Regions from separate parts of the Homo sapiens genome. Here regions 2, 3 and 4 are each linked to region 1. A link is a loop called in an ENCODE intact Hi-C map of the cell type or tissue named here. Cell type or tissue: endothelial cell of umbilical vein. All regions are shown on one strand. Each heading gives the region's core, and the rest is flanking DNA. Links, peaks and the distances in the headings are about the cores only.

Region 1 (7,883 bases), core at 1,439-6,438:
TCTACAAAAATACAAAAAACTAGCCAGGTATGGTAACACACACCTGTAGTTCCAGCTACTCAGGAGTCTGAGGCGGGAGTATTGACTGAATCCAGGAGGTTGAGGCTGCAGTGAGCTGTGACTGTGCCACTGCACTCCAGCCTGGGTGACAGAATGAGTCCCTGACACACACAGACACACACGCACACAGAATCTGTATTAGCATCAGCAAACTCAGTTTTAGACATTCCTCTCAAAAATATCTCCTTATTGTTTCCTGCAGTAAACTAAGATGAATGTAAGAAGAACAACACATATCCATCTAAAAGGTGTATTCTTTTTTTTCAAGGTAGGTATAGACTGAATGTTTGTGTTCCCCCCAAATTTGTAAGTTAAAATCCTGGCTGGCTGCAGTACCTCATGCCTGTAATCCCAGCACTTTGGGAGGGTGAGGTGGGTGGATCATTTGAGGTCAGGAGTTCAAGACCAGACTGGCCAACATGGTGAAACTCCATCTCTACTAAAAATACAGAAATTAGCCAGGCAGTAGTGGCACGTGCCTGTAATCCTAGCTACTTGGGAGGCTGAGGCAAGATAATTGCTTGAGCCCAGGAGGTGGAGGTTGCGGTGAGCGGAGGTTGTGGTGAGCCAAGATTGTGCTACTGCACTCCAGCCTGGGTGACAGAGCAAGACTCTGTCTCAAATAATAAAAAAAAAAAGTTAAAATTCTAACCCCCAATCTGATGGTATTAGGAAATGGGGCCTCTAGGTCCTGAAAGTGGAGCCTTCCTGAATGGGTTTAGTGCCTTTATAAAAAGAGATTCCAATAGGCCAGGTGCAATGGCTCACGCCTGTAATCCCAGCACTTTGAGAGGCCGAGGCAGGCAGATCACGAGGTCAGGAGTTCGAGACCAGCATGTCCAGTAATGGTTAAACCCCATCTCTACTAAAAATACAAAAATTAGCTGGGTGTGGTGGTGGGTGCCTGTAATCCCAGCTACTCAGGAGGCTGAGGCAGGAGAATCGCTTGCACCTGGGAGGCGGAGGTTGCAGTGAGCCGAGATTGCACCACTGCACTCCAGCCTAGGCAACAGAGCAAGACTCCATGTCACAAAAAAAAAAAAAAAAAAGAGAGAGAAATTGCAGAATTTGCTCCCTCTCTCGACCCTCCAGCATGCGAGGGTATGAGAAGACAGTTACCTGTAAGCAAGGTAGAGGGCTTTCTCCAGATACGGGATCTGCTGGTGCATTGATTTTGGACTTCCCAGCCTCCAGAACTGTGAGAAATAAATGTCTGTTGTTTCAGCCACTCAGTCTACGGTATTCTGTTATAGCAGCCCAATTGACTAACGCAACAGAGCAAAGGAGAATGAATCTAAGTAGTAGTATTAAAAAGAATTTGTAGTAGTACAATCAGGCTCGGCCTCAGACATTCCTATTAGAAGTCCTTATTGCTTCTCAGAGTAAAGCAAGATAAATGATAAGACAGTAAAATACATATCAAAGGCACATTCTTACTAGAAAGAAAAAAGATAAAAATACACTGTTTATTAAACCTCATTTTAATTGTCTCTTCCTTCTTAAAATGTCAGTGGGTTAACAAAATATGTAAATGCCTTTGGATAATAAGACATATTTGTGTATATTTGCCTTCTCAAAGCTTTTAATTAACATGAGATAAATGCTCATGAAAAATTACCTAGGCAGTTTTTTACTTTCTATCCTGTAGATGTCTCCTATGTCTGGAGGAAAAAAAAAGAAAGAAAAGAAATATTCCCTTAATTAGAGATAGTAATTAACAAAGACAGTTCGTTATACTAGGTACAAGGATTGCAGAGAGATACAGGTATGTATATATAGGATTTTCTGTTTGTATATTTTTAAAAGTTGTGTAGTTCACTCATATAATAAATTTAATATAATACATACTGCTTTATTTAGTATACTGACAATTATGCTTTAAAGCTATAGTTTAAAACTTTAAATTATTACCTATTTATATTTGTATGTCTTGATGCATACAAAAAGGGAATATATCCTTTACTACAATTTGTTATATAAATAATATACCAAAAGAATAAAATTAGAATTTAGGTCTTTTGCATGAGGTGACTTATTTTATGCCCAGGTCAACAGAGGTTCCTTTTTTTGTCAACAAATTGTTCTACTGCTTTTGTATTCTCTACAACTATCATCAGAGATTCCCTTGGATAACCTTGACCTAATTTTATTTGATCAAAGTTAAAATGCTATCATGGAGTGAAATTCACCCTTAAAACATAGACAACTTCCAGAAATTAAATCAGTTCAGATAACTAACATCATTGTCCTTATCTGGGCTTGGCAGCTCACAAATAAATAAATAAGCAATTATTTATGCTGATAGTAAATGTGTTTTGGGGGTAGTCCACAAATTCAGAATTGTTTAGAAACAGAGATGTTTCTAACCTTGAAAAAAAAAACTTACACCAATTAAATGACAAATTAAAGAACTTTTAGATGCTTTGCTATTACCTAAGAAAACAGCTATCATAAAAACACAGTCATTGAAAAGACAAGACCTAGAAACTCATGGTAATGCTTTGGCTGGCCCCTATGCTAAACAAACAATATTAACCTAGATAAACAGTCCTATCATCACACGGACAAGAAAAGTCTTGGAGAAATTCAGAGAGGCTGTTCCTAACTGTCAGAAACAAGTCTCTAATTCAATTTAGGATGATCATTAGATGATCACCAGGATGGTCAACTGAGCGTGCCTCAACACTTGAAAATGGAGCTTAACGAAAATTCTTCATGATGTAACCATAAAGGAACGATAAGTTGACAACAATATTAGACCAACACTGGTGGCTTAATTTTAGATGTAGCTGCCAAGGATGTGTTTGAAAATGTGTCTTATCTGCCAGTGACACATCCTGATAAACTGCCAAGGTGGGCTCATGGACAGGAATCAAAGCCTCTATGCCCCTTTAAATACCTCCAAATGGACTTCATACAAATACCTTTTACAATGAATTATAAATATGTTTTGCTCATTGTGTATTTATTCTCAGGGTGGACTGAAGTTTTTCCTTGCTGGAAAGCTATTCCATGCTGGGTTGGGGGTTGAAAGGGTTCAGGGGATGGCTTGGTTTTGTTTTCCCACCTGGGGAATTCCCATTTATCTCTCCAATGACAGAGGTGCTCATTTTACTAGAACTGCACTGAAGTACTTTTACACAGAAACTTCACTGTCCTTATCATCTGTAGTCCTCAAGATGAACAGAGAGAACGAATGGAATTTTATAACTAAAATTAGCAAAGCTCTCAAAACCTCTTAAACTCCCATGGCAGAAAGCATTACTATTAGCTTTCATATCTAAAATCAACCCTCTCTAGGGTCCTTATTCTGCAAGGATGAAAACTCTTTTTTTGAGACGGAGTTACGCTCTTGTCGCCCAGGCTGGAGTGCAATGGCACGATCTCGGCTCATCGCAACCTCCGCGCCCGTTCAAGTGATTCTCCTGAGTCAGCCTCCCGCATAGCTGGGATTACAGGCATGCGCCACCACGCCCAGCTAATTTTGTATTTTTAGTAGAGACGGGGTTTCTTCGTGTTGGCCAGGCTGGTCTCGGACTCCCGACCCCAGGTGATCCGCCCTCCTCGGCCTCCCAAAGTGCTGGGATTACAGGCGTGAGACACCGCGCCGGGCCCAAAACTTGCTTAAAGGAACGGGTGGTTGGACCCTGTGGTCTACCTGGGGTCCCCACCCAGCCACTCACCCACTCCTCCCCTTGGTGGGGAAGGGAGGGAGGTGAAACAGAGCTGTCTGCCCACCCCAATCCCACCTCCTTTACCAGTGACCCAGTCACGGATTTCAAGTTTAATGCACCCGGAATCCTGCAATTTAGTTCTTTTGGCATAAGTCACCTTCCCACTGCTCCCCAACGCATGCTCGCAATTATGCTGTACTGCCACTCTTGGCAAAGTTTTCAGAGAGTAGCCTCCGCCCCATACCCCCTACCCAGAATCTGCAGTGGGCAGGACTCACCGTTGCTAGGAAACACCCGCTGTAATCCCTTTGACCCTGTCCTGTGCTGATCTTTGGGGGAAAAGCCCCCTGCCCAACTATTGAGCATGCACAGACTATTCCAGGTGCAGCTGCTGCCAAATTGCTGTTCTCCAGGAACCCGCGGTAGGGAGCCATCCGCAGCCCCGGGAGTGCCTGCTGCAACGGCCTGACAAGGATTAGGGATTAACGGGGAGATCTGCTGCATCCTCTTCTTTCCTCAGTAGGAAGAACGACACAGGAGGCAGGGTTGGAGGCTCAGCTAAAAACCAGATTCCCACCACCTGTTCCTTCAAGCAAGTGCGCTTGCGCCGGGCAGGCCCTCGGGCTAGCGTCTGGCTGATGGGTGGTGCTGCCGAGCGAGGAGCGCACGCGCTCGGCGTCTCCATCTTCTGGTTGTGTGGTCCGTATTTTAGGGGTGTATTACAGTAGGTGCCGGCATTTTAAAATATGAACAAATAAAATTAGGTCAACACTATCCAAAGGAGTCTCAAAAGAATGGTTGAAGAATATGCAAAAAGCATTGAGAATTAACAGAATAATTTGGTGACAAAAGAAACCTCTATTGATCTGGGGATAAAAATATTTGGTAAATTTACATGGAAGACCTAAATTCTAATTATTCACTTGGCAAATTATTTATGTAACAAATTGTAGTAAAGGAACTATTGATATTGCTTGTCCGCCTTTTGGCTAAGATCAAGCGTAGGAGCTATTGATATACATTTATTTGTATGAATTTAGGCAGACACACGTGTACAAACATAAAAATAGGTTTCTGACTATTGAAAATACATTTATCCTCTGCATAGACTTTTATCTCTGCAATCTTTATACTCAGTTTAATCAATATCTACATTAATTACTATCTTTAAGTAAGTAATCAGTCTGTTTTTTTTCTCTAGACATAAGGAAAACCCAGGGGACAGAAAGTTTAAAACCATCCAACTTATTTGTTCATAAGAATTTATCTTCCAGTATTTTAAAATTTTGAAAAGGCAAAAACAAGGGATCCAGCCCTGGTCATGCTGACTTCGCAGCTTCTGTGCGTATCTATGCACTCAACTTGTCAGTGTCCTTGTGTCAAAGACCCCCTAGGCACATACCTGAGATGAATAAATTGGGCTTATTATGGCTTGCATTGGGGGAGAATGCACACCACTGGGAACTACAGGGTGTCTCAGTAAAAAGGCGTCAGAAAGTACCTGTTATAGAATGTAATCTTTTGTTGGGTGACTTGGGGAAGGGTCTAAGGAAGTGAGGGTTTTGCTCTAGATTTGGTATTGTTAGAAAGTGGAGCTAATTCTAGATTAGCTATTTTGTGGATATACAACACATTATTAAATAATAAAGTGTTTAACTATAGCCTTAAAATAGAATTTATCAGTATATTAAATAAAACAATCTATATCAAATTAAATTATTATGTGAATTAACTGCAATAACTTTAAAAAAACTAATAAGAAATCAATTAGAAACTCTTTCTGTAATTCTTATACCCTATATAATCAACCATCTACATTAATTATTATCTTGAATTAATCAGCCTTTTCTTTCTTTTTCTGTAGACATAAGAGACACCTAGAGGACAGAAAGTTAAAAACCATCTGGGTCATTTTTTAATAAGCATTATCTTATATTAATTAAAAGTTTTGAGAAGGCAAATACAAGCATATATGTATTATCATCCAAGGCATATTTTGTTAATTCACTGATAATTTAATAAATAAGGGTCAGTTAAAATATGGCTTATATGTGGTCTTTTGTATATTTTTTTATTTTAGTAAGAATGCGCCTTTGAAAGTAGTATGTTTTGCTGTCCTTATGTTTATGTCAGTTTACTCTAAAAAGCAATAAGAAGTTTCATTTGAGAGTAATGTGTAAGAAGGCTGAGCTGGTTTGCCCCAATATGAATTTTTTTCAATATTACTTCTGTTTGCCAACCTAAACTCAGATATATATATATACATTGTGTACCTGACCTTACACAATGAGTATCGGTCAGATTCAGGGTGAAGGTCAGTGTCAGAGTCTGTATGAGGATAGGCATCAGGGACATAGTGACGGATAAGTTCAGGGTAAGGGTGAGTGTCAAGGTTGGGTCATGGTGAAATTCAGAGTAAGTTTCAATATAAGGATCAGCATCAAGTGGAGTGTTACAATGAAAGGATCAGGATAAGTCTCAGGCTCAGCTTCAAGGTCAGATCAACATCAGGTGAGGGTCAGTATCAACATTAGAAAAGATCAGGGATGGGGTCAGGGTCAGGGTTAGGTTAAGGATAAGGATGAGGATTGAAATAATTGTCAGGCTAAGTAAGCAAGGGTCAAGGTCAATGTGAGAATAGGATGAGTGGTAATGTCAAATGCAGGGTGAACTTGAGTGTCTGGTTTAGAGAAAGAGTAGGAATTAGGGGTCAGAGGTGGGTGAGTTTGCGTGTCAGGTTCATGGTCAGAAGTAAAGTCAGTGTGAGGCTGAAGGTCAAGGTCAGAGTCAGGTGCAAGACAGGGTTATTGTGAGATGAGAGGGAGATTCTGAGTCAGTATATGTGTAAGGGTAAGGCTCACAGTTATAAAAATGGTGAATCTGACAATAAAATTCAGGGAGAAAATCAGGGTTAGATTCAGGGTAAAGTCAGCTCAGAGTCAGCATGAGGATCAGAGGAAGGGCCAAGGACAAGTGATGGTCATAGACAGGATCAGGGTCAGAGAGCATCAGGATAAGCATAAGGATAAGGTTAAGGGTGAGTGTATATGTCAGAGAAAGTGTCAGCTTGATAGTCAGGGTCAGCGTCAGGCTGACGGTCAAGGTCAGCCAGCATCATGGTGAAGGTCAGAGTGAAGGTTAGGGTCAGGAAAAGTCCAGAGTCAAGTGCAGGATTAGGGTCAGTGTAAGAGTATTATCTGGGTCAGAGTCAGCTTCAGGATCACTGTCTAGGTCAGGGTGTTTTCAGAACAGGATGATAATTGAGGTTCTGGGCACAGTCAGGGTCAAGTTGACCCCTCAAACTTAACCTGACACTCAGCCTGACACTGAGCCTGAAACTCATGTCTGTTAACATGACTCTTGCCCTAATGGTAGCTCTCATCCTCACCAAGACACTGCAGTTCATGAACGGAGTGAATGTCAGGGACATAGTGGTCATATGTCCATTTACTCTTGACCCTCATGTGCGTCTGACCTTCATAGTGACCCTCACTAGGACCTTGCCTTGACCTAGAATTTTGCCCTCATGCTGTCCATCCTGACCCTGCACCTGACCCTGATGCTCACCCACACCAAGACTCTATTCCCCACCATGACCCTGAGGCTGATCCCACCCACACCCTCTACATTACTCTCACCCAGACACTCACCCTCACCATGTCCCTGACACCTCACTTGACCTCAACCCACATCCTAACTCCGGCACTCACTGTGACACTCACCCTGACACTGAATCCGACCCGCATCTTCACCTTAACCTTAACCTGTCCTTTACCCTCATCTTTACCATCAGCCTAACCCTGATCCTCATCCTCACACTAACTCTTACCCTCACGTTCCCAGTGGCACACTTTGACCCTGACCCTTACCTTGACTCTCTTCTCACTCTGACCTTCACACGCGTTTTGACCCTGACCCATTCCCTGACTGATCTTGACCTTGATCTGTATCTTGACCCTCACCCTGACCCTGATCTTGACCTTGACCTGACTTGGCACTGACCCTCCATGTGACCCCAACCCTAACCATGGCCGTGACTCTGACCTTTGTTCTGAGATCTTGAGCCTGACCCTTACTCTGATCTTGATACTCATCCTCCCCCTTCTCATGATCCTTACCCTCAAATCTGACTCAAACCTGATGTCACCC
Region 2 (8,202 bases), core at 1,618-6,617, 56 kb before region 1:
TTGATCAGGACACTGAGTTGGAGATTTTGTCACTTTTCTTCTTTGACAGTTGTCATCCTTTGTCAATATTTCTTTTCTTTCCTTTATTTTTTTTTTTATTTTTTGAGACGGAGTTTTGTTCTTGTCACCCAGGCTGTAGTGCAATGGCGTGATCTCGACTCACTGCAACTTCTGCCTCCCAGGTTCAAGCGATTCTCCTGCCTCAGCCTCCCGAGTAGCTGGGATTATAGGCACCTACCACAATGTCGGGCTAATTTTTGTATTTTTAGTACAGACGGGGTTTCACCATGTTGGTCAGGCTGGTCTCGAACTCCTGACCCCAGGTGATCCAGCCACTTTGGCCTCGCAAAGAGCTGGGATTACAGGAGTGAGCCACCATGCCCGGCCTGTCAATATTTCTTAAATAAGGAAAAGCCTGGTTTTATAAAGTTCAAATTTTACTGAAAATTGTTTTTAATTTTGTTTTTGTATTATCAACTTTTAATTAACTTACATTTGAATTTCAGAAATGTTTTTAACTTTGTTTCAGGGCGATTTTCAATTTACTCCTAATCTTTCTGAAACTTAGCTTTAGTAAAATATAAACATTGTAATACGTTACATGCTCAAATCCTACAGTTGTAGAATTTGAAGCGGCCTTAAAGTTCATGTATTCCATCTCTCCAATTAGTTAATCACAGTATTACAGAATCATTAATGTTGGCAATATTTTAATGTGAACAATTGTTAATTGTGAACAATTGGCTGGGTACAGTGGCTCATGCCTGTATTCTAAGCACTTTGGGAGGCCAAGGCAGGTAGATTGCTTGAGCTCACGAGTTTGAGACCAGACTGGGCAACAAAGTGAGACCTATTCTTTACCAAAAATAAAAAATTAGGTGGGCATGGTGGCATGTACTTGTAATCTCAGCTACTTGGGAGGCTAAAGTGGGAGGATCTCTCTTGAGCCTGGGAGGTTGAGGCTTCAGTGAGCCCTGATGGCACCACTGCACTCCAGCCTGGGTAACAGAGCAAAACCCTGTCTCAATAAAAAAATAAAGTAAAAAGGTAAGTTTTACAGATCCAGTCTTAACATAAGTATAAGGCAAAATTTAAGACTTTGGAATAAATAAAAGAGATATTCTTTTGGAATATTCACATTGGATATTCTTTCAATGAAATACCTGTCTTTAGAGACCACGTAATCCTACAGGGATATACATCTTGGTCTTTGGCTAAGCTATTTTACAAGTCTGTTGAGATAGAAGTTAACTTGAAAAGTGTTTTACTATAGATTTCTGTATTGATCACAACAATTCAGAAATTGATGATAAAACTAATAGTAATGCAAATATTTCTTGTTCATAATCATGCAAGGAAATTCTGTCCTGCGGACAGTCAACTGATTTTCCTCTCTTATTGTGGAAATAAACAGTTTTGTGTCTACTTGCAAATTTATTTCAGTGTTCCCATCTATATATGTATCTGCTGTTGGACTTCTCCTTTGAATGAATGATAACATTTCGGTGGTTCACTCATTAGTAATGAGTTAAATAAAATGTATTCCAGATGTTCATTTTATGTCTATATGATAGTCATGATTTTACCTTTTTGGGAAAATTATCCTTTAACCTAAGATACACAAATGGCCAGTTTATAATTAAAAACTACTTATCACTCTCCATTGGCCTATAGATGAAGACATTGAAGTTTGGAGAAAAACAGGGTGAGCATGTAATAAATAGCTTAGCTGGATTTGAATCCATGTCTATTTCATTTCTAAAATGGTATTCTAACTCATTGCACTGTCTCGTCACTAAGAAATAACATTTTTGTATTTTAAAAGATGGCTTTTAGTTTCATGTTCCAGTTGATGCTTATATTTCCAAAACAATCATGGTAGTGAAATTTGATTTATACATTCTTTCACCTAAGCTCTGGCTTTCAGCCGCTAGGTTTCTCTCTTCTGCTTTGACTGGGATATTTCTCTTGGCTTTGCATCAAGTAGTACTGTGTTTTCAAAGCCTCCATGTCATTTACAGTATGCATTAAATTGTATACAAAGCTTTTCCCTTTCAGGACTTGTTAAGACCTTCTGTTTATTTCAAGAAGAAAGCCTCAGTGAGGTGCTATGTCCCTCTCATACTTGCTAGTCTCCCTTTCATAACAAAGAGAGAGCTTAACAAAGAGAGTTGGAGCTTCCTCAACAATAGTATATAAATTTTTGTTTTTATTTTGCTTACTTTATGGTTATCTCTTATTTATTGAAAATAATTCTGATTTGCATTTATGATAATAGCACAAAGCTTCTTTTAAAATAAAGTTCAGTTAAAAATCAGTTGAGATAAAGGAAATCATTAATTAAATAGCTTGACTAATAGATGTGAGCTCTTTCCTGCCACCTTTTCCACCATGTGAGGATGCCATGAGAAATCACCATCTATGGAACAGACCTTCACCAAACACCAAATCTACCTATGCTGTGATTTTCTTTCTTTTTTTTTTTTTTTTTTTTGAGATGGAGTTTTGCTCTTGTCGCCCGAGCTGGAGTGCAATGGCGCGATCTCAAACTCTGCTCACTGCAACCTCTGCCTCCCAGGTTCAAGCAATTCTTCTGCCTCAGCCTCCCGAGTAGCTGGGATTACAGGGGCCTGCCACCAGGCCTGGGTAATTTCTTGTATTTTTAGTAGAGACAGGGTTTCACCATGTTGGCCAAGATGGTCTCAAACTCCTGACCACAGGGGATCCACCATCCTTGGCCTCCCAAAGTGCTGGGATTACAGGCATGAACAACCACACCCAGCCCCACACTATGATCTTGAACATCCCAACCTGCAGAACTGTGAGAAAAAAAATTCTATAGTTTATGAATTACCTAGTTGGTGGTATTTTGTGAGACCAGCAGGAATGGCCTAAGACACTCATAGAGTCATTGTGAGAAGGGAATAAGATGCTCTGTGTGACTGTGAGCTTCCTGAGGTCAGAGTGTGTCTAACTCATCTTGTTATCCCCCAACTCCTAATACAGTTCCTAGCACCTAGGACTCCATAAGAGCTTGTTTTCTTCTTTCCTTTGCAAAGCTAGTTAGTATAGTCACATGAACATTTTCTTTTTTCTTTTTTTTGTTTTTTGAGACAGTGTCGCTCTGTCACCCAGGCTGGAGTGCAGTAGCCCAATCTTGGCTCTCTGCCACCTCTGCCTCCCAGGTTCAAGCGATTCTCCCACCTCAGCCTCCAGAGCAGCTGGGATTACAGGCGTGCATTACCACACCCAGCTAATTTTTGTATTTTTAGTAGAGACGGGGTTTCACTATGTTGGCCAGGTTGGTCTCGAACTCCTGACCTCAAGTGATCCACCCGCCTCAGCCTCCCAAAGTGCTGGGATTACAGGCATGAGCCACCATGATCGGCCCACATGAACATTTTCTATGGCATTATTAAACAGAGAGTATTGCATGTGAACACGTAAAATAAACATGGGCATTTATAATGTTTTATTTTTCCTATGGTGATCAAAGCTGTTCAATGTATACATCGTATACAATGTATACATCTGAAGTATGGAAATATGCAATGAAGGAAGAAAAAAATCATCCCACAAATCTCACCCCCCTTCAGACACATCACACTCCAGGGCAACCATTCTTAATTTGATAAATTTCTCTTTTTTTCTATAATTAAAAATATTATACACTTGAGATCCTAGTACACATGCAATTTTGCAACCTGTTATTTTCTCCTAAGGTTAGATTTTGCTTGGCACTCAAAATCCATCCAGCATGATTTTTATTGTTTGACCTACATTGGGGCCTTTCTTTCCCATCTGTCATGGGGTTGGCCAACAGAATGTCAACCTGTGAATTCTCTGGTAAAATGTTTCCAAATGACAAATCAGACAATTTGGTGGGAGGATTGATGCAGGGGGAGGGGGGGTAGGGATGTATTGGGGTAGGGGAAGAGGGAGATGAAGGGAAGCAGTTAAGGAAGGAGGCATGGGAGAGAGCCAGAGGTTCCTCTTCACAAACCGTATTGGGAGGTCCTGGATACGGGCATCGGTTCCTTGGCAAAGCTTGGAAGCCACCCATTAATCTTGTACTCCCTCTGCTGGCTTTGCTGAGCACAGCCACTGTGTGATTAATGTGAATAGTAATGGTCCTGAGTCCACTGAAATCCCCCGTGATGAACAGGAAAGACAAACAGTCATTCTTTTTGAGATTCTTTTTTATAAGATCCAAGTTCACACTAACAGGAGTAGATTGATTGATTACTTATTCAGTTGAAACGAATTCAAATTGCTGCCCCACCCCTCCTGTCCTCCTCCCCTCCCCATCCTCTTTTCCTCTGCCCCAGGAGAATGAAATTCTAAAGTTCTCAGCTTTTCCTTTCAAGATTCTTATGATTCTCCTGATGATCTCACTTCTCTTTACTGTATTTTGCTGTTGCTTTTCTCTGTTTCACCTTCTGTGCCACCCCGCCCACCTCCTTGATAGTGCCATTTGTGAATAAAAAAGGAATGGTGAAACCCTGCCTTTGCTTTGCAAAGCAGGGTTGCATTAGCTTCTCTAATTCTGCAGCCTCTTATTTCTCCATTTTTGCTTAATTCAAAGTTGTTAAAAGCTTTTCAAAATAGGTGTATGCTCTACTTGACAGTTGTGAGAAAACAATGCCTCCAATAAAAAGAAAGCAAGATACATTTGCAATTTCCTTTTCCATAATTTATAGTGATTTAGCTCCCCCCTATCAGGAGATAAAAATTTCTTTGGGAACAAGTTTCTTTTAATAGCATCATCTGAAGCAGCACACATTTCTTTCGCGGTCATTAGAGCTCCTAGCCTACAAAACAGTGACTGAAGATTGAATTAGATTTAGAGGGAGGCTGCCTGTATCACATAAATAAACAGGGCCCTGGCCATTTCATTACAGAACTTAGATAAGCAGTACAGATGGTCGGCTGCAGTGTTACACATGCATAACCTATTTAAAAGATGACATTATAGGGTCAGAAGCATTAATGTACTCACAGTGTCATTTGTTTACTCTACTTGAGTTACTTCTTTCACACTAAGCGCTAAAGCCGTGGGTCAGGCAAATTATTGCAGGCAGTAATGCAGACTAGATGAAAAGATAAGGGAATTATTGAATGATGAGAGCATAAACACTAAATTAGTTTAAGGATTTATGGCCCCAAGCTTAACCTAATAGATGTTATTTGCTATTGATCCTTCTCAAGGTGTTGTAGGTGACAAAAAACCCAAAAACCTCATTCGTTTAAGCACATCAAGAAAGGTAATTAACTTACTAACTTACTGGCTCATGGAACTGAGAGATCAGAGCTTCAGGTATGGCTGGTTCTAGTGCTCAGAATGGCTGTCAGGTCTGTTCTCTTTCATGGTGGCTTCATTTGCAGGATGCTCTCATTACTGGTGTTCAGATGCTCCATGCCTATGTATTAACACTTGCAAGTACAATGGAAAGAGGTTCTTTGTTATTCTAGCAAAAGATCAGGAATTACATCTCTTGACCAATTTTGGATATGCGCCTTTTCTGAACCAATGATTAGAGGTGGAAGAATGGAATGTGTATTCCGTTGAGTCATGTGCTCATCCTGTGAGCCCTGAGTTTAGGGCAGGGGTTGGTGGAGTTTGTGGATAGCATCACCAAGACAGCTAGACTAGGAGAGGGTGGCTCCTCAAAGAAAAAATCCACATGCTACTAACACAGGAAGGTGGTGTGGAAGCCAGGTAGGCAAAATGGGATTTCTAATCCTTCAACCAGTGCACTTCAGAAAGGATCATTCACTAGAACCTTCGAATGAATTCAACTAACATACAGGATGCACGCTGAGGTAAAAACTAGAAAATGTCCGTAAATCTGTTCATTCACCTGAGGTTTCTGTTCCAAGTTAAATCTATTAGCAGGCAGGACTAGCAAATATTCTTCATAAGTAAAACTACCTTATCGGCACCTGTCTTTTTAATGCTACCACTCTATGTTTACACTTTCAAATTTCCCAGTTTCTCAGATGACAGAAGGAATTCTTACTGTATCACATCCCTCCATCTGTTGAATTAAACAAAATGCATGCCAGCCCTTTTAACAACTGCAGTACTAAAAGGGTCAAGTGAATGTCAAAGGCATGATTGAACTAACAGGTTCCGGACTGCCAAGTCCCTTGCAAGACTTTAGAAATGTTTCTTGCTTTTAACTTCTGCTCTGGGTCACTTACTTGTGGTTACTGTGGTGGTGCCACCAGCTCTCTGAAATTTCTTACTAGTCAACAGACTACAGTACTGAAAGGAGCTATTGTTACACTTCAGTATAGAAACAGGACACACACACACACACACACACGCAAATGAGCACGTGTAAAACAGTGAAATCCAAATGAGGTAGACAGATTGTATTTATGTCAATTTCTTTGTTGCCATAGTATTCTATAGTGTTGCAAGTTGTTAGCATTGGGGGAAACAGGGTGAAGGGCACACGAGATCTCTCTGTATAATTCTTTATAATTACATGTACATCTTCAATAATTACCAAATATTTTTTTCTAATTTTCTCGAGCTGGGGTCTTGCTGCATATGTGGTCTGGCCTCGAGGGCTCAAGAAATATGTCTGCCTCAGCCTCCCAAGTAACTGCGACTACAGCCATGTACCACCACACTCAACTCCTACCAAAGAAAGTTTTCAAATAATTGCATAAGACAAAAAACTAATAGAAATAGGATTGTCATGAGGATGATAATGATGTCCTGTGTCATCTTGATGAAAGCAAATCTTTGAAATAGTGTGAATTTTTTTTTTTTTTTGAGACAGAGTCTTATTCTGTCACCCAGGCTACAGTGCAGTGGCATGATCTTGGCTCCCTGCAGCCTCCACTTCCTGGGTTCAAGTGATTCTCCTACGTCAGCCACCCGAGTAGCTGGGATTACAGGCATATGCCACCACACCCAGCTGATTTTTGTATTTTTTATTAGAGACAGGGTTTCACCATGTTGGCCAGGCTGGTTTCGAACTCCCGACCTCAACTTGATCTGCCTACCTTGGCCTCCCAAAGTACTGGATTACAGGCGTGGGCCACTGCGCCGGTCTTGAATGTATTCTTTTCTTCCTGCAGACTCAAAGCTGTGGATGGAAGTTGTTGAAGCCCTAGGCTGGATTAAGAATACTTTAGATTTAGTCATGGCAGAGAGTTCTGAAACAAGTTCTATCAATATGTAGTTCAACAAATATTTATTTATTTTCACTTTCCTTTATTTAAATTGAGATGAAACTTGCATAACACAAATTAACCATTTCAAAGTGAACAAGTCAGTGGCATTTGGTGCATTTACAATATTGTGCAGCCACTGTCTTCAATTCTGAAACATTTTCATCACTCCAAAATTAAACCCCATACCTATTTGGCAGTTACTCCCCAACCCCACTCCAGCCTCTGGGTGACTCCCAATCTGCTTTCTGCTTCTCTAGATTTACCTATTCTGCACACTTCATGTAAATAAAATCATGGAAGATATGATCTTTTGTGTCTGGCTTCTTTCACTTAGTGTAATGTTTTTGAGGTTCATCCAGGCCATCGCATGTATCAGTATCAGTACTTCATTCTGATGGTGTTCAGGACCCACTACCCTAAAATATGGCACCTTGGCATTTGAGAACACTGCAGAAGCAGGAAGTTCTCTCTGACCTTCCTCCCACCCTTCACCTTTGAAGTAGACTATAAAAGAATTTTTTTTTATCTTCTCCTGAAGTAGGGCATAAGGCCCTCATTCCAGAGATGGCCACACTATACTCAGAGAAAAATGCCCTGTCTCTAAGGACACAGGAACTCGGAGAAGAACCTGAACAAACAGGCCTTGCTAAATTCTCCCTAGTTGATTACTATCAGTTTACACCCCTTTTGTCCAATGGTACTGCTGCCTGACTATCCATTTGTCATCAAACCTAAGCACAAAAATGCATAGGTTTCCCTGTTTTTTTGGTTTTTCATTTAAAAAGTCTCCCATATCACATAAAATTTGTATGCTATTCTCTTGTTAAGCTGTTTTTTCTCTTTTTTTGAGACAGGGTCTGCCTCTGTCACCCAGGCTGGAGTACAGTGGTGTGATCTTAGCTTGCTGTAACCCCAAATTCCTGGGCTCAAGCAGTCCTCCCACCTCAGCCTCCTGAGTAGCTGGGATTACAGGCAGCACCACTATGCCTGGCCAATCTTTCTTTTTATTTT
Region 3 (8,202 bases), core at 1,917-6,916, 410 kb before region 1:
AAACAGAATAGTACCTGCACACAGAGCCTTCCCAAACAGATACTGACACAATACAAGATATCTGACAGCATTCATTGAGTATACTTACATGTGCTAGGCAGTAGTTGCTAATGGCTCCATTTGATCATCTGAACATTTGATTGTTTCATCTTCGCAAATGCCTATCTACCTTGATCAGGAAATGGATAGATTTTTTTTTAAGTTCCGGAGTACATGTGCAGGATGTACAGGTTTGTTATATATAAACACGTACGTGGTGGTTTGCTGCATGGAATAGGTTTTTTAAAACTAAATACAGTAGTGGTTTGTTTCACAGAAATAGATTCATTTAAAAAATTATTATACAAATTATATAGCAACTGCCGCTTTTCAAAGACCAAAGATATAATGAAATTGACTTGACATTAAACTCGTATTATAGATAATTCAGTTTTCATCTCATGGCTGAGAGGCCATTACAAGATCCTAAATAGCTTCTGGCCAATAATGGCAACATCTATAATAATAACAGCTACCACGGAAGAGATTTGCTAAAGGTTTCTACTGATTCTCTCATTAATCTCCATCACCCTGACTCTGCAACTACGCAAACACAGAGAGTACAGGCAGCTTTCCTGAAGTCAGTCAGTGGAAGTCTGAACCATCTGACTGGGGAACCCCCCCTCACTATAAACCTAAGATTGTTCTGTAAAAACAGACTCGCTGGTAAACAGAGGGGTCTCCTGAGCAGATTGGTAGATTTCACTTTCCCATATATTCTGGGGGATGGCATGCATTTCATGTCCATTTATCACATGTCCCAAGTCTAGAGACCCTAACTATCAAAGGGAAACACTTGTCAATCACAGATTGTAGAAATTATCATTAGTAAGCATAATAGGCAGAATAATCACCCCAAAGATATCCCCATCCTGCTTCCCAGAACCTGTGACTATGTTACATGACAAAGGGGAATTAAGGTCACTAATTATGGTGACCTTTAAATAGGATTATCTGGGTGGGCCCAATATAATCATAAGCATCTGTAAAAGATAAGACTGTAGATGAATGGCACAGAAGGATACAACGTTGCTAGCAGGCTTTGAAGATGGAGGAAAGGAATGTCCTTAGGTTGGAAAAGTCAAGGAAACAGATTCTCCCATAAAGCCTTAGGAAGGGAACACAGCCCTGTGACAACTTGGTTTTAGCCCAGCATCACCAGTCAGAACTGTAAGATAATAAGTACATGTGTGTTAAGGCACTCACTTTGTGAAAAAGTGTTACAGCAGCAAATAAGAAACTAATACAGGAAGTAACTACTGAGTTATTGTTCCTAACCCTTCTGGACCAAAGGAGAATAAAAACTATTTTTTAAAGTATATGGATTTCTTAAGCAAAAAAAAAAAAAAAAAAAAAAAAAAAGTTAGATGAAAGGTTCATTTTTCAACACTGTAGCTTAGGTATAAACATAATATACTGAAGGACTCTGTTTAGTCAAGTTGATTTGTTTTCAGGTGTAATACCTACAACAGTTAACATCTACTGAGCTTTTAATATGTTTGCAATATAAGTGTTATCTTATTAAGTCCTCACAACCTTTGAGCCAGACACTATTAGTACTGGGCCATCTGTGAAAAGTCATTTCACAGATCAGAAGCCTAAATGTAAGAGCTAAATTATTAAACTCTTAAAAAAAAAAAAAGAGAAAAATCAATTTCATGACCTTGAGTTAAGCAATGGTTTCTTAGATATAATCCCAAAGCACCTTTAAAAACAAAACAACAACAACAAAAAAAAGAAGAAAAAAGAGAAGTTGGATGACATCAAAATGAAAAACTTTGGTGTTGCAAACAACACCATCAAGAAAGTGAAAAGGCAACCTACTGGGGGAAATATTTACAAATCACATATCTAATAAGTGTCCAGTGTGCAGAATGTATTAAAAAAAAACAACTCTTACAATTCAACAACAAAAAGAAAGAATAGGACAAATATTTTAACAGATATTTCTTTAAAGAAGGCATACAAGGGACCAATAAGCTCAGAAGCACATGCTCAGCATCATTACACAATAGTGAAATGTAAATCAAAACCACAAGACACCGCTTCACACCCACTAGGATGGCTACAATCAAAAAGGCAAAATAAGGCAAGGCACAGGGGCTCACGCCTGTAATCCGAACACTTTGAGAGGGCAGGTGGGAGGATTGTTTGAGGCCAGGAGATCAAGACAAGCCTGGACAACATAATGAGACTCTGTCTCCAGAAAGAAAAAAAAAAAATTTGTCTTGAGACAGGGTCTCACTCTGTCACCACCCAGGCTGGAGTGCAGTGGCACGATCAGAGCTCACTGCAGCCTCAATCTCCTTGGCTCAAGCAATCCTCCCACCTCAGCCTCCCCGAGTGGCTGGGACTTCAGGCGTGCATCACCATGCCCAGCTAATTTTTTTTGTATTTTCAGTAGTGATGGGGTTTTGCCACGTTGCCCAGGCTGGCCTCAAACTCCACGGCTCAAGCAATCTGCCCACCTCAGCCTCTCAAAGTGCTGAGATTACAGGTGTGAGCCACCACACCCAGCCTGTACCAAAAAAAAAAAAAAAAATTAATTTTAAAAAAAGTGCAGGCCAGGTGTGGTGGCCCTTGCCTGTAATCCCAGCACTTTGGGAGGCCGAGGCAGATGGACCACCTGAGGTCAGGAGTTCGAGACCAGCCTGACCAACACAGTGAAACCCCATCTCTACTAAAAATACAAAAATTAGCTGAGCATCGTGGCAGGCACCTGTAATCCCAGCTACTCAGGAGGCTGAGGCAGGAGAATCCCTTGAACCTGGGAGGTGGAGGTTGCAGTGACCTGAGATTGTGCCATTGCACTCCAGCCTGGGCAACAGAGTGAGACTCCATCTCAAAAAAAAAAGGTGCAATAACAAGGAGTAATGAGCACACAGAGAAATTGGAACCCTCATCATTGCTGGTAGGAATGCAAAATAGTACAGCCACTTTGGAAAACAGTCTGGGAGTTCTTCAAAAAGCTAAACATGGAGTTACCACATTCCTAGGAGCAATCCCACTCTAGGTATGCATACAAGAGAAATGAAAACATATGTCCACACAGAAACTAGTACGTGGATATTCATAGCAGTATTACTCATAAGAGGTCAAAAAGTGGAAACAACCCAGATGCCTATCAACTGATGACTGGATAAAAAACATGTGGTAGGGCCAGGAGCGTTGGCTCACGCCTGTAATCCCAGCACTTTGGGAGGCCGAGGCAGGCGAATCACGAGGTCAGGAGATGAAGATCACGGTGAAACCCTGTCTCTACTAAAAATACAAAAAATTAGCTGGGCGCGGTGACGGGCGCCTGTAGTCCCAGCTACTCGGGAGGCTGAGGCAGGAGAATGGCGTGAACCAAGAAGGCGGAGCTTGCAGTGAGCCGAGATCGCGCCACTGCACTCCAGCCTGGGCGACAGAGCGAGACTCCGTCTCAACAACAACAACAACAACAACAAAAAGAAAAGAAAAAAAAAAATGTGGTATAGTCAAACCACGGAATAATATTTGGGAAGAAGAAATGAAGCACTGATGCATGCTACAACATGGATGAATCCTGAAACAAGATAAGGTGGAGTAGCACATCACAAAAGACCACATACTTTACAATGCCCTTTAGATGAAATGTCCAGAATAGGCAAATCTGTAAGAGATTTGTGGCTACCTAGGGCTTGAGAGGGTGGCGGTGGAGGGCAGAGAAGGAAATGACTACTAATGGATATAGGATTCCTTTTGGAGAGGGCAGAAATGTTCTAAAATTAGATTATACTGATAGTCGCACACGCTGTGTATCTATTAAAAATACTAAATTGTACATGTTACATGAATAAATTGTATGACATATTAGTTATATCTCAATACCGCTATTTAAAATGTGATTTAACTTCTGTATCCCATATGTATTCATGAGTTACTTACTAAGTAATTTTTATTTAAGGAAGTAGGTGTTTTAAGAAGTATTTGTAGGAGAAGCATATATAACCACAAGAGGGCGCTTTCCTCACAGCTACAGAAAACCGAGTGTCTAACATACAGGGGTCCTATTTACCAATTTGATTTCATTCTTCCCCCTTTTCTTGGACGGAATGAGGTATTAGTATGTTTCATACAACACATTAAAGACAATAGTGTCACCAAGGTTGGTGACAGGTTGAAAAATCATGACTTATACACAGATAAAAAGTAAATGTTTAAAATTAAACTTCAGTAACAGAAACTACGGATAATGTTGCACTGCATTCATTTCCTTCACTTCTTGTCATACAAGAGGTTATACAAACTTATTTGTTTAGGATAAAATTCAGTGAGATAATATAAATCATCACAGGAAATGAAACATGTTATAAATACGTGGTCTCTGGTTCTCTGTTCTATCTCTAGCACCTGGAACCATGTCTAGCATAATTGGCACTCCATAAATATTTATTAAATGAATGAGATAAATGAATGAATGAGTGAAATCAACATTTCTTAAATTTCAGAAAAAATTTCACCTACCTTGGAGACTACATCAAAATATTTCTTTTCACCCATACCAAACATCACAATCATTTCACTGAATAACTATCTCTGAAACAAGTTCACAGAGACATTGTGTGAAATCAAGTGTAATTTTTTAGGCCATGAATCCTTCCCGACCTCCCCCTTATTCCTGCTGTCATCTTAACTTTTTTTTTTTTTTTCTTGAAACGGAGTCTCGCTCTGTCACTCAGGCTGGAGTGCAGTGGTGCAATCAGGGCTCACTGCAACCTCTGCTCACTGCTGCAACCTCTGCCTCCTGGATTCAAGTGATTCTCCTGCCTCAGCCTCCCGAGTAGCTGGGATTATAGACGCCTACCATCACACCCGGCTAATTTTTATATTTTTAGTAGAGATGGGATTTCGCCTTGTTGGCCAGGCTGGTCTCGAACTTCTAACCTCAGGTGATCTGGCCACCTTTTCCTCCCAAAGTGCTGGGATTACCACGCCCAGCCAATCATAACTTTTTTTTTTTTTTTTTTTGCCTTGAAATCAACAACTCTGAATTACTTCCAGTTTGCATTCTGTGTATTGAGACCCACACCAAACTGAAGTGTCACCCAGGCTGGCATGCAATGACATGATCACAGCTCACTGCAGCCTCAACCTCCTAGTCTCAAGTGATCCTCCCACCTCGGCTTCCCAAGCAGCTGGGTCTACAGGCATGCGCCACCACACCCAGCTAACTTACTGTATTTTTTGTAGAGACAGGGTTTCCCCATGTTGCCTGGTCTTGAACTCCTGGGCTTAAGCAATCCTACCACCTCAGCCTCCAAGAGTGCTGGGATTACTAGCATGAGACACCACGCCTGGCCCAAGAATTTTTTTTTTTTTTTTTTTCTTAAACAGAGTCTTGCTTTGTCACCCAGGCTGGAGTGCAGTGGCACGATCTCCGCTCACTGCAAGCTCTGCCTCCCGGGTTCACGCCATTCTCCTGCCTCAGCCTCCCTAGTAGCTGGGACTACAGGCGCCCGCCACCACGCCTGGCTAATTTTGTTTTTGTATTTTTAGTAGAGACGGGATTTCACCGTGTTAGCCAGGATGTTCTCGATTTCCTGACCTCGTGATCCGCCCGCCTCGGCCTCCCAAAGTACTGGGATTACAGGTGTGAGCCACCGCGCAAGACCCCAAGAATCTTTTAATGCTGACCAACACATCTCTCTCATTGTGTTACCTTTTGTATTCCTACTTAATGTTTTTCCATCAATGCACCTCTTACTAAGCCACAAGCACACAACATTTCATTAGAGGAAACCAGATTCTTCTCCTATCTCATGTTTCAAGGGGTCTGACATCAGACTAATTTATGGAACAACAATAAAACTGCCCCTATTTCCTCCCCAGAAGCCACATTCAGTTACAAAAACTTTTACTCTAAGCTCAGTCACAACAAAAGTTAGGCATGGAAAGGCAATCTCTGAAAGGTTTTTCATTTGGGATGTGATGAATGGGTGAAGGATGAGCTTTTACAGACACAGGGCCCGGTCATCTTTAAGACACCTCGAGTTTATAAGCCACTGGAGCATTTTCATAGCAACATAGTATAAAAGAAACCGGATCACCAAATGATAAACTCAACTTGAAAAGTCTTCCTCTGCCGTTTTTTTAGTGAACAGTCTACTGTCAAAACAAAGATGTTATGTTTAGTCGGTTCTAGGCAGCCCAGAAACTTTAAATAGAATGCCAAAACACATTGTGTTTGAGTGACAAGGGAACTAACTCTCACACATCATTCACTCATATTCCTCAAAATTACTCCGTGTAACTGAGGGCTATACTAGATGCTGGAAATATAACAGCAAGCAGGGCACATTCCCTGCCCTCTGGGACTGCACCGCCTGGTAGGCCAGATGGACAAATAAATGAGCAATAATAAAACAGAGTAGACTGTCAGGGACAAGTTCATGGTGTTATGGGAACACAGGGGTTGAACATCTAATTAGCCTTGGGTGGTTAAAAATAACTATAAATGGATATGATAACACCGCTGAATGTTAGGAGCCGTTAAAATATGGGGAGAAAGGCATATTTCTCAGAAAATAATAGCCTGTGCCAAGGACTGAAGACATGATAGCTCAGCAAGTTCAAGAAGTAAGAGAGAGCTCAGGATGGTTGAAACCAAGCATGGAAAGTGACGGGGTTAAGAAAGTAAGCATGAGCCAATCAAGAAAAAAGTTTATTTAGTCTTGATCCTTAGGGAGTCATCCCTGCAATGGCCTGCAAAGTTACAGGTTGCATTTTTCCTCTTCCCCCACTTTTACTAGACCTTTCTAGGTTTCCTTGAGGTCAAACCAGAAGTCTCAGAAGTAATTAACATAAATTGAAACTCAACTGTGCCCAAGTAAACTCACATAAAACAATGATGAAAAAATCTCCAAAAGCCCATGAGGGCAGGACTAGCAAGTCACACATATGTTACAAGTGCTTGAAGGTTTTTCGAATGTTTTTCAAATGCAGTTTGTCCTGGGAATCACACAATGATCCCACACGCTTTCTCATCCCAATCTTACAAATAATAATTTTTATTTAAAGGAGAATGGACTAGCCAAGGTCTTGAACTCAGGAACAGAACTCTGGTCTAATTCCAAACATCATTTACTTGCCACCATAACAGCTGCTTCCTTCTGGAAGCCAGTGGCTAGTATGTACCTACATTATGACCACTTTCCCCTATGCATTTTAGATTATTCATTTCAAGCTATTCTAGGGAACTGCTCTTGCAGTTCTATGCCCAAGTTCAATCCTAACACACCCCATCACCAGCTGCGTTGCAGAGGTCTGCTCACAGTTCAAAGTTTGGCTTGCACTCAAGACCCTCTGTGGCAATAAAATCATCTCTACGGTAGCTCACTCTAAATTACTTCCAGTTTGCATTCTGTTTATTGTGACCCACACCAAACTGAAGTGTCTCAGAAAGCATTAAATAAATCAGTGTTCAGAGAAATGAGGCAGCCTCAAAGGAAAATAATATTAGCTCAATACTAGCCATAAATCAACCATTATGTGTGGGAGTTGCTCAGTGAAAACACAAGGAAAATTTAGAGAAGTTTATTTATTCCCAAAGCCCCAAGCTCACACAACAAACAAAAAATTAAAAATAAATAATGAGGCCAGGTATGGTGACTTTTGCCTATAATCCCAGTGTTTTGGGAGGCCAATCCAGGAGAATCCGTTGCGGCCAGGAGTTCAAGACCAGCCTGAGCAACATAGTGAGACCCCATCTCTACAAAAAAAATGTAAAACATTAGCCAGGCTTGGCGACACCCACCCGTAGTCCCAGTTACTGAGGAGGCTAAGGCGGGAGGATTGCTGGGGCCTAGGAGGTGGAGGCTATAGTGAGCTATGATCGCACCACTGCACTCCAGCCTGGGTGGGAGTAAAACTCTATCTCTAAAAAAATAACAAACAAATGATAATAAATAAATAATGACCAAAATGTCCAGTCAGTGGGGAAGAAAGGAAAGCAAGTACATAAAGTAGTAAGATAGTGCCACCAGTCCTGTGGTATTCTTCCCACCCCCACCACTCCCAAAGGATGCTTAACGTTCCCCAGTCAAGAGCTCCTCTAGGCTGTAATAAAAGCCCTTGAAAATCATACCGGGGTGGCCAAGAGAATGGCATAGACCCTGAAATCTCCCCACTACATTCTACAGT
Region 4 (8,202 bases), core at 2,127-7,126, 760 kb before region 1:
GGCTATTCTATATGTATATGTGGATGGATGGATGGATGGATGGATGGATGGATGGAAGATGGATGGATACTGTTTCACTCAATAATAATGTCATCAGAAAATGTATATCAAGGGATTATGCCTAGTTTGGGATTATCTCACAGTGAAAAAACAAAAAACAGAGAATCATAGTCTCTTGCCTCCATGGGATTTAAAGTCTAATGAGGAAACTATTGTTAAATAATAGCACACAAATGAACACTAGTTATAATGGTTAAATTTCATAAATGTGAAGTACAGGATGGTTAAGAGTAAACATGGTAGGGGAATCTAGCAAAGACCTGAGGTGAACAGGAGTTAGCAGAGTAAGAAGTAGGAGGAAAAGACAACTGCAAACAGAAGGAACAGCCACTGCAAACAGAAGGAACAGCCTCTGCAAAGGCTCAGAAGCGGTTCACAGTTTTGCTGGTTAAAAGAACTGAAAGGAGGCTAACTTACTGTGAGAGAGGGGAAGGTAAGAAGGCATGAGCCTACAGAAGGAATTTTATGTTTACAAAAAACCCCACAAAACTGAGGACTCCACAGTCATGTTGATACTAATCAACATTATTATCTACTATATCCCATCTTTATTAAAGCCATTATCACCATTAAAAAGTGCATTCATGCCAGAAGAAATTATTTTACATAAATTGATACTAATTCTAATCTAGTGACAATGTCAGCTAGCAGAGAAACAATTTCTTTCTTATGAAAATTATAATGAATTAAAATTAAAGAAATGAATTATTATTCTACTTATCTTTTTATATGTAACACAATTAAATCTTTTAAAATATAGAAAGGAAGACAAATTTTATAGTATTTTTATTGTTTCTGTACCACAAACATCCCCCAACTCTGTCAAACATGATGCTTGTTTAAAAGAAAAAGAAAACTAAACACAAATATTTTCTATAATTTAAGAGTAATGAGGCCTGAAAGTTGCAAGGTTCTGGAGCTTCCAATTTTCAAGAATAATCCTCTATAAAGGCCTCATCCTATGTGTGAATGTAAACAAACAAGACCTATTGAAACGTTGTAAACATGCATAAATACCAAAACTGCAGCAAGAATAGGGAATGAGAACTGAAAACACAATATCAAACCATTTTCATTTATAGGAAAGTCTTAGACAAAACCTAATATGTTGGCTAGACTCTTGAAATATCTAATGCTGAGTTTCAGATTTATCTTTTTTAACATACTATTAAATATCTGTGGTCTCTAAGTCAGTGATTCCTATCTCTGGGATGGGTTTGCTCCCCAGAGACATCTGGCAATGTCTGGGGACAATTTCCTTGTCACAATGAGAGGTGGGCTGTGTGCTACTGGCATCTAGTGGCCAGGGGACATCTCACAATGCCCAGGACAAACCCACACAACAAAGAATTACTTACCCCAAAATGGCAATGGTGCTGAGATTGAGAAACGTTGGTTTGAATGATCATTTAACAAGTAGTCTTTATTTTTAAAATATTACAAATAGTTGGAAAAAAATTATTCAGGAAGATTCCTAATTTTTCTTGACAAGTCTAACAATACATTTATCATTGTTTTCATTATTTATGGTTTTCACTATCAAAGGAATGACTTGGGAGTTACGAGATTCCACTTTTCAAAATACCTTAAAAAAAATTAGATTTTGAGCTAAAACCATGACACAATTAGAAAGACAAGTACTTTACCCTGAAGTGGAACTTCTCTGGCTGGCTCTGGATTGCTTGGAGGGTGGTTTGGAATAACAGGAGGCACAAGGGCTGAGTGATCTTCTGTCCATTCTATGAAAAAGAAAAGAAAGTTTCCTATTTTTCCTTCAAATGGCTCATTGAGTTACTTATGATTCACCTTATTATTAATAATACTCAAGGCAATAAACCAAGGGCAGATAGCTTAGATTAAAAAGAAGTTGTTATCTGACCTCATTCTATGAAGCTCTTTTTTTTTTTTTTTCTTGTCTAAGACGTTTTGGGAAAGAAATATTACGATATAATGAATAAGAACTCCAGTTCTCTCTGGCTGGAAAGTCCAAAGTGAAGTCAGTTAAAAAATGTCAGGAAAGACATACAGTCAACTAATGGCAGCTGTATAAGGGAGAAATTTCTCTAATCTGATTCAGACATGAGCTGGGCTGCTGAGGCCAGCTTGTCTTAGGTAGGGAGGAAGATGAAGGTAGATTTCAGCAGTTTGCTAAGGGTGTGCTCTTCTGTTATCTCTGAATCCAAATGAGACCTATTACAAATACTCCTGGGTCCTAATTGTAGTCTTATTCACCTTGGAAGGCCAGACATAACTCACAGTGAGTGACCCTTGAGATGGCACCCCAGAATCACTTCCAGCTCAGCTAACATATTCAATTGTACATTCTCATTTGCAAACTGCACTTTCTAACACTACCAAGTTTCATCAGCTCAGGAAAGATACATTAAAAAATTTTTAGACAAAAAATAACAGATGTTGATAAGGATGTAGAGAAAAGGGAATGCTTATACACTGTCGATGAGAATGTAAATTACTGCAACCTCTATAGAACCACCATACAATCCAGCAGTCCCACTACTGGGTATCTGAAGAAAAAGAAATTATTCTATCAGAATGATACCTACACTTGTATGTTTACTGCAGCACTACTCACAACAGCAAAGATACAGAATCAACCTAAGTGTCCATCAGTGGATAACTGGATAAAGAAAATGTGGTATGTATGCCATGGAATACTGTTCAGCCATAAAAAAGAGAATAAAATTATGTCTTTTGCGGCAACATGAATGGAACTAGAGACCATTACCTTAAGTGAAACAACTCAGAAACAGAAAGTGAAACACCACATGTTCTCACTTCTGAGTGGGAGCTAAATAATGTGTACTTACGGACATGAAGTGTGGAATAACAGACCATGGCAACTCGGAAGGGTTGGAGGGGGATGAAGGATGATAAATTACTTAATGGGTACAATGTATACTATTTGGGTAATGGTTACACTAAAAGTCCACACTTCACCACCACTTAATATACCCATGTGTCAAAAGCTGCACTTGTACCCACTAAATGTATATGAGAAGAGTTCTTTTTAGCTAGAAAAGAGACTAAGGTAGATAACATTTCAATGGGTGAATGTACACAGACATACATACCTACTCTCTCTAAATTGTACAGTCCAGGGCAGTGGTTGGCAAACTATGGCCCACTAGCCAAACTGGGGCCAATTCCTGTTTGGATACAGCCTGTGAGCCAAGAATAACTTTTATTCTCAAATGGTTGAAAAGTAATAAAAAGGAGAATACTTTGTGACATATGAAAATTACATGAAGTTGAAATTACAGTGCCCATAAAGTTTTATTTGAACACAGCTACACCTATTCATTTACATAATGTCTACAGCTATTTGCATACTACAATGGCTGAGGTGAGTAGTTCTAACAGAGATTGACTGTTTAAATCACGAAGCCTAAAATCTTTATTATCTGGCTGTTTAGAGAAAAAGTTTGCCAACCTGTAGTCTATGGTTTACATTTGTTATATTCAATATTATAGTAACAGAAGCATTATACTTGATATTCTATTTGATATTCACATATTATATTGATGGGAGTATTAAGCCTATGATTCTAAAAGATCACAATGAAAAACTGGGGAAAGCCAGAGTATCTAGTAATAAACAAATGGCTAAATAAAGCAGAGGCATTCATGAAATGGAATATTACGTCACCATTAAAAAGTATAAGCTAAATCTATATTAGCCAACTTAGTAATATGTGCAAGAAATAAAAAGTGAGAAAACAGGTCTCACATACATACTATATACGTATAAATTATTATCAGATTTTTGTTAAAATATGCGTATATCTATATCCCTAGAAAATTTCTGCACAGGGCTTATCTCTGAGAATGGGAAGGGGGCAACCAGGGGAGAATTTAATGTTCTATACTCCCGAATTGCCCATATTTTTACAAAGAGCATGAATTAGTCTGTAATTTTTAAAAGCACCCAAAACTACCAGCTCTTTCTGATTCTTTACATGTAATGTTCCTAAAATTAAAAGTTAGTTTCATGCCCAGTAACTCCACTTAAAGTAAAAATGCTAAAAGTGGTTTGGATTTAGCTACCAGTTGCAATGCAAATACTGCGGGGGCAAGAAATTTCCTCCCCCATCAGAAAGTTCTCTGATCTAATGATGCTCCTTTCTAAATTAAAATGGAGATTTGAGTGACTTTGAATTAGGATCTCCACTTTGGCCATCCAGAGGAACATGGAGAGGGGGTTCTCTTCCTCCCCACAGGACATCAGCTCTTCAGTGTGGCAAGAGAGGACTCAATCATCGAGGCCAGTTCTGACCACACGAGGGTGTCAGCGCTCAGATTTCACCCCATGCTCCCCTGATCAAGAAAAAGCCTAGAGGAAAGAGGCCAACCTTCTGTCTGCTGCTGCTGCTGCTGCTGCTGCTGCTGTTGCTGCTGCTGTTGCTGCTGCTGCTGCTGCTCAAGCTGCTTCTTCCGTTTGGCTTCTAGAACCGGGTTCTCATATTGTGTCTTCCTGTTGATGTGGCTGGGGAAGATAGCAAATAGTATTCAGCTTGAAACAGTTCATCCCACCAGCAAAATGCCAATCAGACCAAGTCCCTGGAATCAAACTGAGCAGAGCAGGTGGTCTGAGATGCTAACCCTCGTGTGTTAAAATGCTCAGTTAGAAAGAGGAAATAAAAATGAAGTTTCCATTACTGACTGCTTATATGCACTAAGCACTGGGCTACCAGTTTTATATGCATTTTATTTAAAAGTCCTCAGTAAATGCCAGGAGGTAAGTCCTATTTTTATTCATATCTTATGAATAAGGAAAGTAAGTGTCTGGGCAGTTAAATACTTCATCTAGCATAATATAGCTAGTAAGCAGGAAACAGGCATGCAAGCTCAGGGTTGCCTGCTTTCAAATCCCAGGATTTTAACCACTGACCCCACTCCAAATGTCCAAGATACCACCTGACAGGGGAAGCTGCTTTAATTCAATAAGAAGTAGATTAAGGAATTATTGAGACATAAGATTAAAGTGGCTATGTGACATTGTCTGTAACATACAATGCCAGAACTGCTGTGTAACTGTCTGCAGTAGGGTTCACAGAAGCATAAGCATTCATCCAAACAATGAAGTTAAACAAAGAACTCCACTCACATCTGTTAACTATTTTGATCACTAAACATAGAGGCACAATTAAAAGTACAGGCCTTAGGCAGAGAGAATCCAAATAAAGTTAACCTAAGTAGATGTGATGTGCTCAAAATGACAAAGATCCAAACACTTAGATGGCTACAAAACTAATTATATATATACACATATATATGTATACATATGTATATGTGTACATGTATACATATACATATATACATATGTATACATATATATGTATACACATATATGTACATATATATGGTACATATGTGTGTATATATATATACACACACACACATATACACACACACAAGCATATACGTATAAATATACATTATTTATTGTTTTTTGAGACAGTCTCTCTCTGTCACCCAGGCTGGAGTGCAGTGGTGCGATCTTGGCTCACTGCAACTTCTGCCTCCTAGGTTCAACCAATTCTCCTGCCTCAGCCTCCTGAGTAGCTGGGATTTCAAGCGTGCATCACCATACCCGGCTAATTTTTGTATTTTCAGTAGAAATGGCGTTTCACCATGTAGGCCAGGCTGGTCTCGAACTCCTGACCTCAAGTGATCCACCTGCTTTGGTCTCCCCAAATGCTGTGATTACAGGCATGAGCCACCATGCCTGAACTTATTTTTCTTAATTCAAAATAATAGTTTATTAGAAATTTAGGAGCATAGTATTGTGATTATTTAGAACTCTAAGTTTTTTAAAAAGCTAGGCTTTATTTTTTTAAGCAGGTTTATCAATAGAAAGGATAGACTGATTGCTCTTAATTTCTATTAAAGGCCTACATGTTTATTTCCTAATTCTTGTAGCAATTTCATTCTAAGAAATGGTCTACCATTAACAGGCACATGAATCTGAAAAGACAGATGGAGAAGTGTGTGGTAAGATAATAACTTGCCCCTCAAACTAGTGTCTTCACCCATAAAAGCTTTTGTCATCTGTTCCTGCTCTCTCTTAATGCATAAACTAGTTGAGGGACAATTCAAAATGAGCTTCAAATAGCAAAAACCCCACAGTACATCTGTGAGAAAGATGATCTTTGGGGCACACAAAAGAAATTTATTTTCTGAGGGTCAGAGGGGCAGCCAAGTTTGCCTCTCTGATGCCCCATATTACCAATCCCTCTTGTTAGGCAAAGTGGAGGTAAAAGTTAGTACTGGCCAAGGACACTTGCTATATTGAACTCATAATTTCTACAGTAAGATGCTGGGCATCTATTTTATGGCCTGGCACTTTTTTCATCTTGTGTTCATATCACCAGGGTATTATACAAATGACTTTTCATCACCAGCAGCATAAAGGAAAGAAAATATGACAGTTACATCTTCAGTGTGGCAGGTACGATTATGTTTCTACAACATTTATATGGCATTTGCTTCTTTTGAAGGGACTTTTATTAGTTACCTCTCATTTTTCTCTGAGGAAACTACATAATACAAAGCTTTTTTTTTTTTTCAATGTCCTAACCTTTGGGTTTCTTTTAATATCATCCTATCCATCAACAGTTTTGATGAAAGGAAAAAGTGGGAGCCCAATGCTAGAATAAGGCACACAGTAAAGTCACGAGGGTTTTAGACTTTTAAAAATGGGAAACCAGAACCTCAGGCAAGAGAGAAACAAAGAAACACACAAAGTCTGCATCCTAGGCTAGTTCTCCATTTTCTCCTCAATCCTGGCAACATTTCATAAATTACCGTGGCTGAACCTTTTGAAATGTATGAATGAATAAAGAAGTAATTGCTAAGGAGTTCAGATCTGGGTAGAGCAAAAAGTAGACGAATCAGATACTCCTTGTAAAGATAAACAATCCCTCTTCATCTGGTCTACTGAATCCTGGCTTTTCTCATTCATTCATTCATTCAACTAATACTCATTAAGTACCTGCCATATACCAGGACGATGTTGGGCCTTTGTGATGCAGTGGTGAACAAAAGACATGGATCCTGCCCATGTGAATTTAATAATATGATTTGCTATTTTCAGATTTATTGAATATTTTCTCATTCATTAATATATGCATACATATTTTCATCATAAAATTAATATTGTTAATTGGTTTGTGCCTTATAATGATGTCAGGCTGTACTTAACACAAATGTACATAATTATAGAGAGGTATAAACTAATGTGTGGATTGTGAATGGGCACTTACTCTACATAGTAGATACCATAGACAGGGTCTTCAATCTTTTCCCAACCAGCAGGCAGTTCTGAAAAATAAAAGAACATTTAGGGCAAGAAGAGCATATTCTTGAAGAGCCTGGGTGTTTTCAACAACTGAGTTAGGCAAAAAGAGAAAGACTCATAAAAATGCTTTAAATCCAATTAAAACTGTATATCCTAACCAAAAAAAAAAAAGTATCTATTATTTTATAAGTGTATTTTTCTACATGAACAGCATTTCTTTATCTACTGGTATTTTATGCAAGAAAATAAAACTTAACAAAATGCAGCCTTTATTCTAAATCACTATTAAATTAGATTTTAGTGAAAATATAGGTTAAACTTGCCTTGAATGCCTAGTTCCTATCTTAAATGTTTACGGTTTTCTCATTTTGTTCCTAGGCCATCTTATTACACAAGCAAAAATGGATGAAAATTAATGTTTCATTTTCAGTACAATAGTGTTGTTTTGCTCTCCTTGAAATAAAATAAAATCTGCATGTTATCTTCTCCTTGTTCCTAATGAAAATGCAGTTGGGTTTTTGAACTGCACACAACTATCACTCAATTGCTATCTCTGGGCTGGCCCATCTTTCTCAGCACTTAACCTGTGAAAGCAGTAACACAGCTCCTGATCCCTAAGAGCTCACTATCTAAGGCGGATGATTTTATTTCTTTAAATGTGGTGGTACAATGGCACTGGGGGATGTATGTGCCTTTCTGAAAACTCAACCATGCTCTACAGAACTTCCTAAGGTTTCATATCAAAGGCCAAAACTTTATTAAACAGGTAATAGTTCTGTCTGAACAAGAATCTGTTGTGGAAAGGCCCACTGCACCATATTATT

Evidence for each region. Hi-C counts contacts between places; a loop is a spot of excess contacts. Peaks named below come from ENCODE experiments on the same cell type or tissue, not always from the same donor. Only the 100,000 strongest peaks of a DNase experiment are listed, where the experiment ranks them.
Region 2: it touches region 1 in a loop (3-fold over the local background); 2 of 110 quality-filtered maps call a loop at or near these places.
Region 3: it touches region 1 in a loop (14-fold over the local background); 46 of 110 quality-filtered maps call a loop at or near these places.
Region 4: a loop joins it to region 1, with 18 times the contacts of the local background. A loop is called at or near these places in 19 of 110 quality-filtered maps.

What each region holds. Positions count from the first base shown.
Region 1 is chr3:66,191,227-66,199,109 of GRCh38, forward strand. LOC107986095 (a long non-coding RNA gene) reads right to left here and starts at 4,269. Exons shown (of 3, transcript XR_007095953.1): 1 at 4,013-4,269. It also overlaps a transcript of SLC25A26 not described here. In endothelial cell of umbilical vein, for the core only: CTCF peaks have their summits at 4,403 (motif pointing left), 4,610 and 5,608; a DNase peak (open chromatin) is centred at 4,365; H3K27me3 peaks cover 140 bases.
Region 2 is chr3:66,134,744-66,142,945 of GRCh38, forward strand. It overlaps a transcript of SLC25A26 not described here. Among named protein-coding and RNA genes, the nearest start is that of SLC25A26, 82 kb to the right of the region's middle. In endothelial cell of umbilical vein, for the core only: a CTCF peak has its summit at 4,081 (motif pointing left); DNase peaks (open chromatin) are centred at 2,008 and 4,078; H3K27me3 peaks cover 388 bases.
Region 3 is chr3:65,781,240-65,789,441 of GRCh38, forward strand. The region is part of intron 1 of MAGI1 (membrane associated guanylate kinase, WW and PDZ domain containing 1); the gene reads right to left. It overlaps LOC107986018 (a long non-coding RNA gene), which reads right to left and starts at 1,373. Exons shown (of 2, transcript XR_001740441.2): 1 at 89-1,373. In endothelial cell of umbilical vein, for the core only: a CTCF peak has its summit at 4,034 (motif pointing right); a DNase peak (open chromatin) is centred at 4,052.
Region 4 is chr3:65,435,449-65,443,650 of GRCh38, forward strand. MAGI1 (membrane associated guanylate kinase, WW and PDZ domain containing 1) reads right to left here. Exons shown (of 23, transcript NM_001033057.2): 8 at 7,344-7,401; 9 at 4,431-4,564; 10 at 1,707-1,799. Among named protein-coding and RNA genes, the nearest start is that of LINC02040, 260 kb to the left of the region's middle. In endothelial cell of umbilical vein, for the core only: a CTCF peak has its summit at 4,319; a DNase peak (open chromatin) is centred at 4,373.